Regions from separate parts of the Homo sapiens genome. Here region 1 is linked to region 2. A link is an interaction called in ENCODE POLR2A ChIA-PET data of the cell type or tissue named here. Cell type or tissue: MCF 10A. All regions are shown on one strand. Each heading gives the region's core, and the rest is flanking DNA. Links, peaks and the distances in the headings are about the cores only.

The links. ChIA-PET counts read pairs that join two places held together with the same protein. Peaks named below come from ENCODE experiments on the same cell type or tissue, not always from the same donor. Only the 100,000 strongest peaks of a DNase experiment are listed, where the experiment ranks them.
Region 1: POLR2A ChIA-PET joins it to region 2 with 6 read pairs; 2 of 35 experiments call an interaction of 5 or more read pairs at or near these places.

Annotation. Positions count from the first base shown.
Region 1 is chr6:107,154,062-107,159,681 of GRCh38, reverse strand. PDSS2 (decaprenyl diphosphate synthase subunit 2) reads left to right here. Exons shown (of 8, transcript NM_020381.4): 8 at 4,905-5,620. The coding sequence ends at 5,063. Among named protein-coding and RNA genes, the nearest start is that of BEND3, 41 kb to the right of the region's middle. In MCF 10A, for the core only: no CTCF peak of the experiment used is centred there; no DNase peak of the experiment used is centred there.
Region 2 is chr6:107,302,084-107,307,703 of GRCh38, reverse strand. All of the region lies in intron 2 of PDSS2 (decaprenyl diphosphate synthase subunit 2), which reads left to right. Among named protein-coding and RNA genes, the nearest start is that of PDSS2, 150 kb to the left of the region's middle. In MCF 10A, for the core only: no CTCF peak of the experiment used is centred there; a DNase peak (open chromatin) is centred at 2,853.

The DNA of each region.
Region 1 (5,620 bases), core at 190-5,189, 150 kb after region 2:
CTTTGGGAGGCCGAGGTGGGTGGATCGCAAGGTCAGGAGATCAAGACCATCCTGGCTAACACGGTGAAACCCCACCTCTACTAAAAAAATACAAAAAATTAGCCGGGCATGGTGGCACGTGCCTGTAGTCCCAGCTACTCGGGAGGCTGAGGCAGGAAAATCGCTTGAACCCGGGAGGCGGAGGTAGCAGTGAGCCAAGATCGCGCCACTGCATTCCAGCCTGGGCAACAGAGCAAGACTCCATCTCAAAAAAAAAAAAAAAGAAAAGAAAGAAAATAGGGTAGCTTGCTTGCTTTCTCTCCCTTCCTCCCTCCCTCCCTCCCTTCTTTCCCTTCTTCCTTCCTTCCTTCCTCCTTCCCTCCCTCCCTTCCGCCTCCCTCCCTCCCTCCTTCCTTCCTTCCTTCCCTTAAGACTGCTCTGATCCAAGTCCAGTTAGCTTTGAGGTTATTGTATATCACGTCAAAATAGACTTGATCTTGGTGGGTGGGATGGCTTTCTTGGTAATGGCTATGGGCTTAATGAAGGGAAACTAAGTCATCCGAGCATCTATTGTGATTTAGGCACTATCAGGCACTCTGTGCAGTGTTATGTAGTCCCCCCAGCAGTCCGACAAGGGACTTATATTATCCCCACTTAGAACTGAGAACAGTTAAGGCCGGGCGCAGTGGCTCACGCCTGTAATCTCAGCACTTTGGGAGGCTAAGGTGGGCAGATCACCTGAGGTCAGGAGTTCAAGACCAGCCTGACCAATGTGGTGAAACCCTGTCTCTACTAAAAATATAAAAATTGACTGGGTGTGGCGGTGGGCACCTGTAATCCCAGCTACTTGGGAGGCTGAGACAGGAGAATTGCTTGAACCTGGGAGGTGGAGGTTTCAGTGAGTCGAGGTTGCACCATTGCACTCCAATCTAGGCGACAAGAGTGAATCTCCATCTCAAAGGAAAAAAAAAAGAAAACAGTTAAATGGTTTCCATAAGATTATAAAGCTAGGATAGGAGTTTGAATCTGGCTGCTTCTGATACCCAGCACCATTTTAGTGCCTTTGTGCATTCAATGATTGGCAAGAGACCAAGGAAACCTAGGCTAGAACAGTTCCCAAAGGCTATATGCAGTGTGGAAATATCTGTGAAGTGCTGAGAATCTGATGGAGTTTAGTATTAAGTGCCACTGGACAAGGCATTAGAAAACCTGGCCTCTGGCGGAGCACAGTGGCTCACGCCTGTAACCCCAGCACTTTGGGAGGCTGAGGTGGGCAGATCACCTGAGGTCAGGAGTTCGAGACCAGCCTGGCCAAGATGGAGAAACCCCGTCTCCACTAAAAATAAAAAAATTAGCCAGGTGTAGTGGTAGGCGCCTGTAATCCCAGCTACTCGGGAGGCTGACGCAGAGAAATGCTTGAACCCGAGAGGTGGAGGTTGCAGTGAGCCACAATCGCGCCACTGCACTCCAGCCTGGGCAACAGAGTAAGACTCTGTCTCGAAAAAAAAAAAAAAAAGAAAGAAAACCTGGCTTCTGATCTCTACTCTGCCTGCCTCCATCTGTGATCTTGAGTCACTGAGTTTCTCTGGACCTCTGTTCTCTTGACTGTATAATTAGAGGAATAAATCAGCTTATTTATTTTATTCATTCATGTTTCATGCATTATACAGTAAGGACCTTGAAGTCTCATGAAGTCATAGATAAGTGAATGGAGAATTAAAATACAACACTAAGTCGGGCGCAGTGGCTCATGCCTGTAATCCCAGCACTTTGGGAGGCCGAGGCAGGCAGATCACGAGGTCAGGAGTTCGAGACCAGCCTGAACAACATGGTGAAACCCCGTCTCTACTAAAAATACAAAAAAATTAGCCAGGCGTGGTGGCGGGTGCCTGTAATCCCAGCTACTTGGGAGGCTGAGGCAGGAGAATCGCCTGAACCTGGGAGGCAGAGGTTGCAGTGAGCCAAGATCGCGCCATTGCACTCCAGCCTGGGTGATAGAGGGAGACTCTGTCTAAAAAAAAAAACAAAAACGCTAAAACAATACACTACTCCAGATGTGCACAGGGAGTACTCCAGGTACCCAGAGGAAGAGGAGCAACTAGCTCCTTAGGGCCATCTTCCTAGCTCAGTGCATTCCACCCAGGTGGAATTTGGGGAGCTTGTTGGGGTGGGGGAGACAGCCCCAGGGGGAGATGGTAGATCAGGTTACCTCTGAGAACTGCAGTTGGTTCCCCTATAATTAAAGGGGAGAAGGTTTGGGAGGCTGAGGCAGGAGGATCTCTTGAGCCCAGGAGTTTGAGATTAGCTTGGGCAATATAGTGAGACTTCATCTCTACAAAAAGTTTTTAAAATTAAACAAGGATAGTGGTGCATGCCTGTCTTCCCAGCTACCCGGGTGGCTGAGGTGGAAAGATCACTTGAGCCGGGGAACTGGAAGTTGCAGTGAGCCAAGATCACACCACTGCGCTCCAGCCTGGGTGACAGAGCAAGACTCTGTCTCAAAAAATACATAAATAAATAAAGGAGGAAAAGGGGGGAAAAGTGAGGCCAAGCAAGAGCTAGCTTGGCAAGGGACTTAAATGCCTCATGAAAGAGCTTAGACTTTTCTCTTAAGGCTATTGGAAGGGTTTAAGCAAGATTGTCTTTGCATTTTATTAAGATCTCCTTGGCAGCATAGTAGATGGAGTCCAGGGGTGCAGACCTGGTGGTGGGAAGACTCTTTAGGAAGTGATTGCAAAAACTAACTGAGGTGAGAGATGATGATGGCCTGAACTAATGTAGTGGCAATGGGAATGAGGAGTAGAGGATAAACTTGAGAGCTCTGAAGAGATAGAAAGACTGGGATTCATTGTTATCAGTCAAAATGGCTACAGATAATTTCACAACCTCGGCTGCCACAGGTGGGCGAGGCACTGTGGTGCTCATTACAGTCACTCAGGGATCCAGGCCAAGGAGCATCTCCAGTGTGGGCTGGTAGCTGTGCAAGAGGGAAAGCTCTCTAAGGACTCACAGGACAGTTAAATGCTGCAGCCACAAAGTGACATCCCTCATTCACAACTCATAGACCAGAACTTGTCACCTGGCTACACCCAATCTCTGGGAGCCAGAAAGTTCAGCTGTGAATGAGCAACCCTGAGACTGCCCCTGTGCCTAACCGGATGTGGGGAATGAAGACGTCTGGGTTTCTGACTTAGAGAATTAGCCAGACTGGCCAGGCATGGTGGCTCACGCCTGTAATCCCAGCACTTTGGGAGGCCGAGGTGGGCGGATCACAAGGTCAGGAGATGGAGACCATCCTGGCTAACACGGTGAAACCCTGTCTGTACTAAAAATACAAAAAATTAGCCGGGCATGGTGGTGGGTACCTGTAGTCCCAGCTACTCGGGAGGCTGAGGCAGGAGAATGGTGTGAACCTGGAAGGCAGAGCTTGCAGTGAGCTGAGATAGCTGCATCCCAGCCTGGGTGACAGAGCGAGACTCCATCTCAGGAAAAAAAAAAAAAAAAAAGCATTCAGGCCGGGCACAGTGGCTTACGCCTGTAATCCTAGCATTTTGGAAGGCTGAGGCAGGCGGATTGCCTGAGGTCTGGAGACGGAGACCAGCCTGGCCAACATGGCAAAACCCCATCTCTACCAAAAATACCAAAATTAGCCAGGTGTGGTGGCAGGCGCCTGTAATCCCAGCTACTCAGGTGGCTGAGGCAGAAGAATTGCTTGAATCCGGGAGGCGGAGGTTGCAATGAGACAAGATCATGCCACTGCACTCCAGCCTGGATGACAGAGCGAAACTTTGTCTCAAAAAAAAAAAAAAAAAAAAAAAAAAAAAAGGCCGGGCAAGGTGGCTCATGCCTGTAATCCCAGCTTTTTGGGAGGCTAAGGCAGGGGGATCACGAGGTCAAGAGATCCAGACCAGCCTGGCCAACATGGCGAAACCCCTTCTCTACCAAAAATACAAAAGTTACCTGGGCGTGGTGGTGCACACCTGTAGTCCCAGCTACTTAGGAGGCTGAGGCAGGATAATCGCTTGAACCCGAGAGGCGAAGGTTGCTGTGAGCAGAGATTGTGCCACTGCACTCCAGCCTGGCAACAGAGTGAGACTCCGTCTCAAAAAAAAAAAAAAAAAGTAACATTCAGATCTAATACTATGTGTCTTTCTTGAATTTTCATATGGACTATTGTGTCAACATATGGTGTTAAAAAAAAAGTTATTAACTAAGATATTAGTGAAGCCTTCCTCACATAAGAATATCAGGCTGCTGGCCAGGTGCGGTGGCTCACACCTGTAATCCCAGCACTTTGGGCAGCCTAGGCAGGTGGATCACTTGAGGTCAGGAGTTCGAGACCAGCCTGGCCAACATGGCAAAACGCTGTCTCTACTAAAAAATACAAAAATTAGATGGGTGTGGTGGCGCATGCCTGTAGTCCCAGCTATGTGGGAGGCTGAGGCAGGAGAATTGCTTAAACCCAGGAGGCGGAGGTTGCAGTGAGCCGAGATCGCACCACTGCACTCCATCCTGGGCGACAGAGCGAGACTCCATCTCTTTAAAAAAAAAAAAAAAAAAGGGAAGAATATCAGGCTGCTGAATTCAAAATGCCAGAGATGTAAATGCCCTCCGCCTTCTTACTGCCATCCCCCAGCATGGCACATTTCAAGATATTAAGGGATGGGAGTCAGGAGGAGCTGTAATTAAGCTGATTGGAACCTATTGTGCTGCTCTGGAGCACAGACACCAAGCAGCCTTAGGGAATGAGTGCCTCAAGATCACTGGGAAATGATGTCCTCTTTTCCAGAAAATAACGTAGCAGAAATACTCAATCTATACTATTTCTCCCTTTCTTTGTTTTCCATCTCCCCTCCCCAATTTAATTGTGGTGCTTACTGTGTACCTTTAAAACTGACTTTTATCATGCATTTGTTTCTTAACAGTTGCGAGAAAGAATCAAAGCTGGCAAAGGTGTGACTTCAGCTATTGACCTGTGTCGTTACCATGGAAACAAGGCACTGGAGGCCCTGGAGAGCTTTCCTCCCTCGGAGGCCAGATCTGCTTTAGAAAACATTGTGTTTGCTGTGACCAGATTTTCATGACATCAAATTAAAAAGACACTATTGTTAGTTAGCTGAAAATCCTAGGGAATGAGGTTGATTGGGAGCGCTTTCACGATGCGTTAATGACTTTTAAAACATATGCATTTTTCCTTCCTTTTATCACATTGCTAAATGAGTTCTGCTTTCTTTTTGGAACTGCTACAAACAAAATTAGAAGAAAAAAAGGTCAAGCAGTTTTCACTTGTCACGCCAGAAGCACACTTGAGGCTGCAGTCGCAGAAATAATTAATGAGATTCGCTCCTGTGACCTCAGCAAATGGACAGGAAATAAGTCCTTATTGATTGGACCGAGCCAGGGATGGCGCCAGGGCGGTGGCCTGTGGTTTTTCCTGCTAGAGAGGACAAAGCAAGTTGGAAGCTGCAGGTGTCAAGAGAAATGCTCTCAATACCAACCAGGGAGGATTGTCTAATCAAAAACTAGTGACCAATTTGTCATAATGGAGAGTAGTTCAATGGATTGAGAAAAATATGTTTTATTTGTTGGCTTGTAATTATGTCTCTGGATTATTATTATTTTTTTTTTAGATGTAGTTTTG
Region 2 (5,620 bases), core at 170-5,169:
CATGCCAAGATGATTAAATGTGGAAATATATAAAGACGTGAAAGGTAATATAATACCCACAAGAAATGGGAAAAGGTCAGGTTACTTGGAAAAGTATAAAGACATTGCACAGTTTGGTCAGAATAAGTACAATAATATAGACAGCCACCCTCTCAACTGCCTGTTTAAAAAAAAAAAAAAGGCTTAAAAAGTAGAAGTGCCCCATCTGTGAGTTGGAGGTATATCAGATGAGCTTCAAGTACCCTGATTTGAATGCGTACTCTGATTTGAATGCGTAGTTTCAATCAAGTAGTTTGAATCAAGTACGCTGATTTGAATGCGTAGTTCTATCCCTTTGTGAAAAAGTTCATGTATTCTCTGAGATGAACAGGGGACATTTTCAGATATCTCTGTTTCTGATTATTATTATTTTTATCCATGCCAGGCTTTAAGGTCCTTGAGAAGGATTGTGATTGTGTTTATGGTGTAAAGGCATCACCAAGCACATCACAGGTGCTCAGAAAATATGAGGTTGTAGAACCATGTGCACATTTGGACATCCTTCTAAAGTACATTTTATTAGTTATTTGTTAAAAATGCATGTTCACAGAATGTGTGCCTACTTCAATAAGCCATATTATCTGCCTTTTCCAAAAGTGGATATATCCAGAATGCCAGAATGAGAAGTCATGGGCAGACACAGGAAAAGAGAAAGATAAGTGTGGGAGAGAAGAAGGTACAACCAAAAGTAATGTGGTCTTAGAGGTCTCTGTGAAAATCAGATCCTTATGCTTATAACTATTTGAGACCTGAAACAAAGATTTGCAAACTTAACGTCTTTTGCAAACAACACATTTTCTGAGGTGAAAGGGGCATTTTCAGATGTCACTGTTTCTGTTTATTGTGCAGAAAAAGGCAGACTTAGTAATTTGATTATAAAATTCATCTCTGATAACCTTTGTTTTGTACCTTATAGTCAGTGTTAATTGACTTTTAAAATTGCTTGTCAGATATTAGTTCAATTTTTTAAAAACCTTGTATAATAATACATCTGCATACTATATCTGAAGGACCACCAATAAATTATAATTTCTGGAACATATGCATTCCAGCATCATAAAAGGATCTGATTATTCAGTACTACCTGGTTTTATTTTGTCATTAAACAATTTTTTTGAGCAATTTACTGTATTAGTCCGTTTTCATGCTGCTGATAAAGACATACCCAAGTCTGGGCAATTTACAAAGGAAAGAGGTTTGATTGGACTTACAGTTCCACGTGGCTGGGGAAGCCTCACAATCATGGCAGAAGGCAAGGAGGAGCAAGTCACATCTTACATTGATGGCAGCAGGCAAAGAGAGAGTTTGTGCAGAGAGACTCCCATTTTTCAAAACCATCAGATCTCATGAGACTTATTCACTATCACGAGAACAGCACGGGAAAGACCTGCCCCCATGATTCAGTTACTTCCCACCAGGTCCCTCCCACAACACATGGGAATTCAAGATGAATTTGGGTGGGGACACAGCCAAACCATATCACTTACAAACAGAAAACTTATGCTTAAGTTGTTTAGTCAGTTTCTGTGGGCGGGCATCAGGAATTAGAAAAAAGATTCAAAGATAAGGATTGTACTTCTGTCACCCATATGGCCTTGGGGTACTTGTCCTCTTTGGGTAACTATCTGTATGACATTGAACAAAGTACTTAGAATTTCCAGGCATTGATTTCTACGACTGTAAAATGAGGTACCAGGTTAGATGATGGGTATCCTCAATATTCTTCTATTCTGAAAAGAGTCTTAAATTTGGATCTAGCTTAGGAAGGTCTAAATATAATGTTAAGGCCCCTCCGCACTAGACTGTAAGTTTCTGGAACCAACTTTTAATCTACTCTGTATTCCCAATGTTCTGGGGTACCTTCCACATAAGAGGTACTTAACCTTTTCTTGAATGAATAAATAAAGCTGGAGAATTAGGCCCACTTGTCCAGAAAAGCAAAAAAAAGAAGACATTAGTTATCTGTCCACACCTCTAAATAATTGGTGTAATTAGGAATAGACCATGTCTGCTGCCCAGTAGATACTTGACATTACATGAATCCCTGTTGCTTGCATAATGAATGGAATTTCCTCCTTACAACAGTCCTATGAAATAACTGTTGTTAATCCCATTTGGAAATGAGGAAACCAAGGCTTTGGAGGATGAAATAACTTGTAAGATTCTACATGTGATAGAAAATGAAGCCAGGATTCAAAATCAGAGCTTTCTTATAACAAAATTTTTCATTTAGATGAACTTAAACTCACCCTAAAGCGTAAATGACTTACGGTTCTTCCCAGAGAAAGGTTCTGATGTGAGGAGGCATGGTAAGAGCAAGAGGGCCATAGATACCTGAAGTGGAAAATGACCAAGTGCTGGAGGGGGACCGGGACTCAGAAGCCACACTTGCCACCCCTCTAGAGTTGTCCTTGATCCAAACATTGACATTACTTGAAATATTTAGCAATTTTCTTTTCAAGAAGGTATGGTGTTAATATGAAAAAAAAAGTATTTGCTGATGAAAAAAATTTATTGATTGTAGAAGCATTGTCTGGGAGTTGGGGCACCTGGATAATAGTTCTAATATCTAAAACCTATGAGACTTTAAGTTATTCAGTAGACCTTTCTGCTCTGCTGAAAGTCTAAATCAGTGATTTTTCACAGGTTTATGAAAGGGATTTCAATGACTGGTCAGGGCTGGGGGATAAAGAGGGGACTGGAGGAGCAGGAAAGTATTGCCCACCACCGAGAGGAGCATCCAGAAGTCCAGAGGACTCTGTGGTCTGTGCCAAGCCCAGGATTTCCCCACAGGAGTGCCTGTGGTCGTATAATGGATGACTCCCTGTCACCACAGGTTCAGGTATTGCTGCTTTGTGGGTGACTCACTTTTGAGCGATACTTACCAGATAGTTGGTATGTCAACTTTTCTCTAAAGATTTATTTAAATGGAAAGATGAGTTGGTTTAAAATCAGTAATAGGTAATATTTAGTAAGCACTTACTATTGAAGTTATTGTTCTAAGGACTAGATATACAGTAATTTAACCCCCATGACACTTTGACACATGTGCTATTGTTACCACCATTTTACAGATGAAACGACTGGGCACTGAGAGTAGCTGAGCACATTGATCCAGCTCACGCAGCTATTAAGTGGAATAGCTGGGATGTGAATCTAGGCAACCTGGCTCTAGAATCTGCTCTTTTAAGTTCTATGCTATGTGGTGTCTCTATACATAGATAAAAATCCTAAGAAAGGACTTAAAGGTAAAATCTAAAGAAAAGCGTTACGTATATAAGAGTACATGCGGAATATGCAGAAATGACAAAAAGTGATAAGTAAATAACTGAAGTTTGTAAATGTAGCTCTGGAGCATTGCCTCTGGCAACTCCCAGATAACCCTGAATTTCAGATTCCCTGGAGAAAGAAGCTAAGGGCCTTTGATTGGGCCTGTTGCTCAGCTCTGGGTCACTCAACCAGGGTTGGGGAGACTGAGGGTCACATAGAACAGACATGGCAGCTACTACCCACTGTATAATCTCAGTGGGGAAGGGAGAGGAAGCATTTCAAGAAAAAAGGGAATCATTATCAGGGTCCCTCAAGAAGGTGCCCACCATAATAGTCAATGGCTAAGTCTGGGCTGATGTCAGGGCATAAGTTAGAATTGTTTTTCTTTTCTGAATCCTGGACATGAAGTTTATGTCCTTGTTATTTCAGAGACTTATGGAGAAGTTATAGATGGTCAAAAAACAAATGGTTTCTCTTTTTGCTTTGAAAGTAAAATAACTCATTTAGGAGTTATCTAACACAGTTTTAAATGTCATACTCTTTGATCCTGTAATTTCACTTGTACAGATATGTCCTACAGAAATACCCTACATATGCACATGGATATATGTATGAAGATGTTCGGTGCAGCAGTGTTTACAATAATAGAGAATAGGACATGACCTAAATAGTTTTTAGTGGGGTCTGGAGAATATTGTGGTACATCCATACTATAAATAAATAACCATCATTAAAAAGAATTAGGTGGTTCCATATTTTGTGACATAGAAAAGTCTTCAAACTAAGTGAATAAAGCAAGTTGTAGTACCATATGTATAGTATGAACACATTTTTATGGAAAAATGCATAGCATTTGTTCCATGGTTGTAAATGCATAGCATTTGCTATATGTTTATAAACATATGTTAAAAACATATAGCAAAAATCTGAAAGAAAATATGCTAAGCTATAAAAGAGATAACTTCTGGGGAAGGAAGTAGAGTGGAAGGATGATGAACCTAGTGGGGACCCAGAGGAGACACTGTATCTCTGTCCAAAGAAATTGCTATGATTACACGTTTGTCCCCTCCAAAACTCATGCTGAAACTTGGTCCCCAGTGTAGCAGTGTTAGGAGATGGGCTGATGAGAGGTGATTGAATCATGGAGCTCTCATGAATGTTTTATTGTCATTATTGAGGGAGTGGGATGTTGTAAAGGGAGCCAAGCCCATTGTGCTTTCCCTCTTTAGTACTCACTCCCTTGCTCTTCTGCGATGGAATGACACAGCACAAAGGTCCTCACCATATGCCAACCCCTCAACCTTGGATTTCCCAGCATCCAGAACCATGAACTATTCTTTATAAATTACTCAGTCTGTGATACTCAATTTAGTAACAGAAAATGGACTTAGACAGAAATATAATTTTAATCTGCTAGTAGCCACACTAAAAATGTAAAAGGAAACAAATGAAATTGATTGTAATATTTTTAAACTAAAATATCATTTTAACATGTAATCAGTGTAAAGCACTTATTATTGAGATATTTTAAATTCTTTTTTTTTTTTTGGTAGTAAGTTTTTACAGCACATCTGAATTCAGACCAGCTACAATGTTTTAAGGGCTTAGTAGCTACATGCAGTTGACGGCTATCATATTGATATACTTTTATATTATTTTAATTTTTTTACAGGAAGAGCATACTCTCATATGACTTATATGATATTTTTTAAAGTAGGCCATTAAATAATTGTGATGTTTTTTAAAGACTCCCTAAGTCTTTATAGGAAATATTATCCAAGAGAGGGAAAGACATACAATCTGAATGTTAAATAGAGGAAAGATTTAATTCAGGCACTGTGGCTTATGCCTGTAATCTCAGCGTTTAGAAAGGCCGAGGCAGGAGGATGGTTTGACACCAGGAGTTTGAAACCAGCCTCGGCAACATAGTGAGACCTCATCTCTATAAAAAAAATTAGCCAGGCATGATGGCATGCACCCGTGGTCCCAGCTATTCAGGAGGCTGAGGTGGGAGGATCCTTTGAGCCCAGGAATTTGAGGCTGCAGTAGGCTATGATCACACTACTGTACCACTCCAGCCTGGGTAACAGTGTAAGACTCTGTCTCAAAAAAAAAAAAAGAGGGAAAGTTTAAAATGAGATGGCATTTCCAAATATCTTTTTAAACAATCGGATCCTACAAAATACTCTTACTACCGTGCATGATAAATTATTTTCAGACTTCAGATCTGCCTATAAAAATTGTGAATAGTCTCATTGAAGGCTAACTTTTCTAAAGAACAGTTTTATTGAGAAATCATTTACATATCACC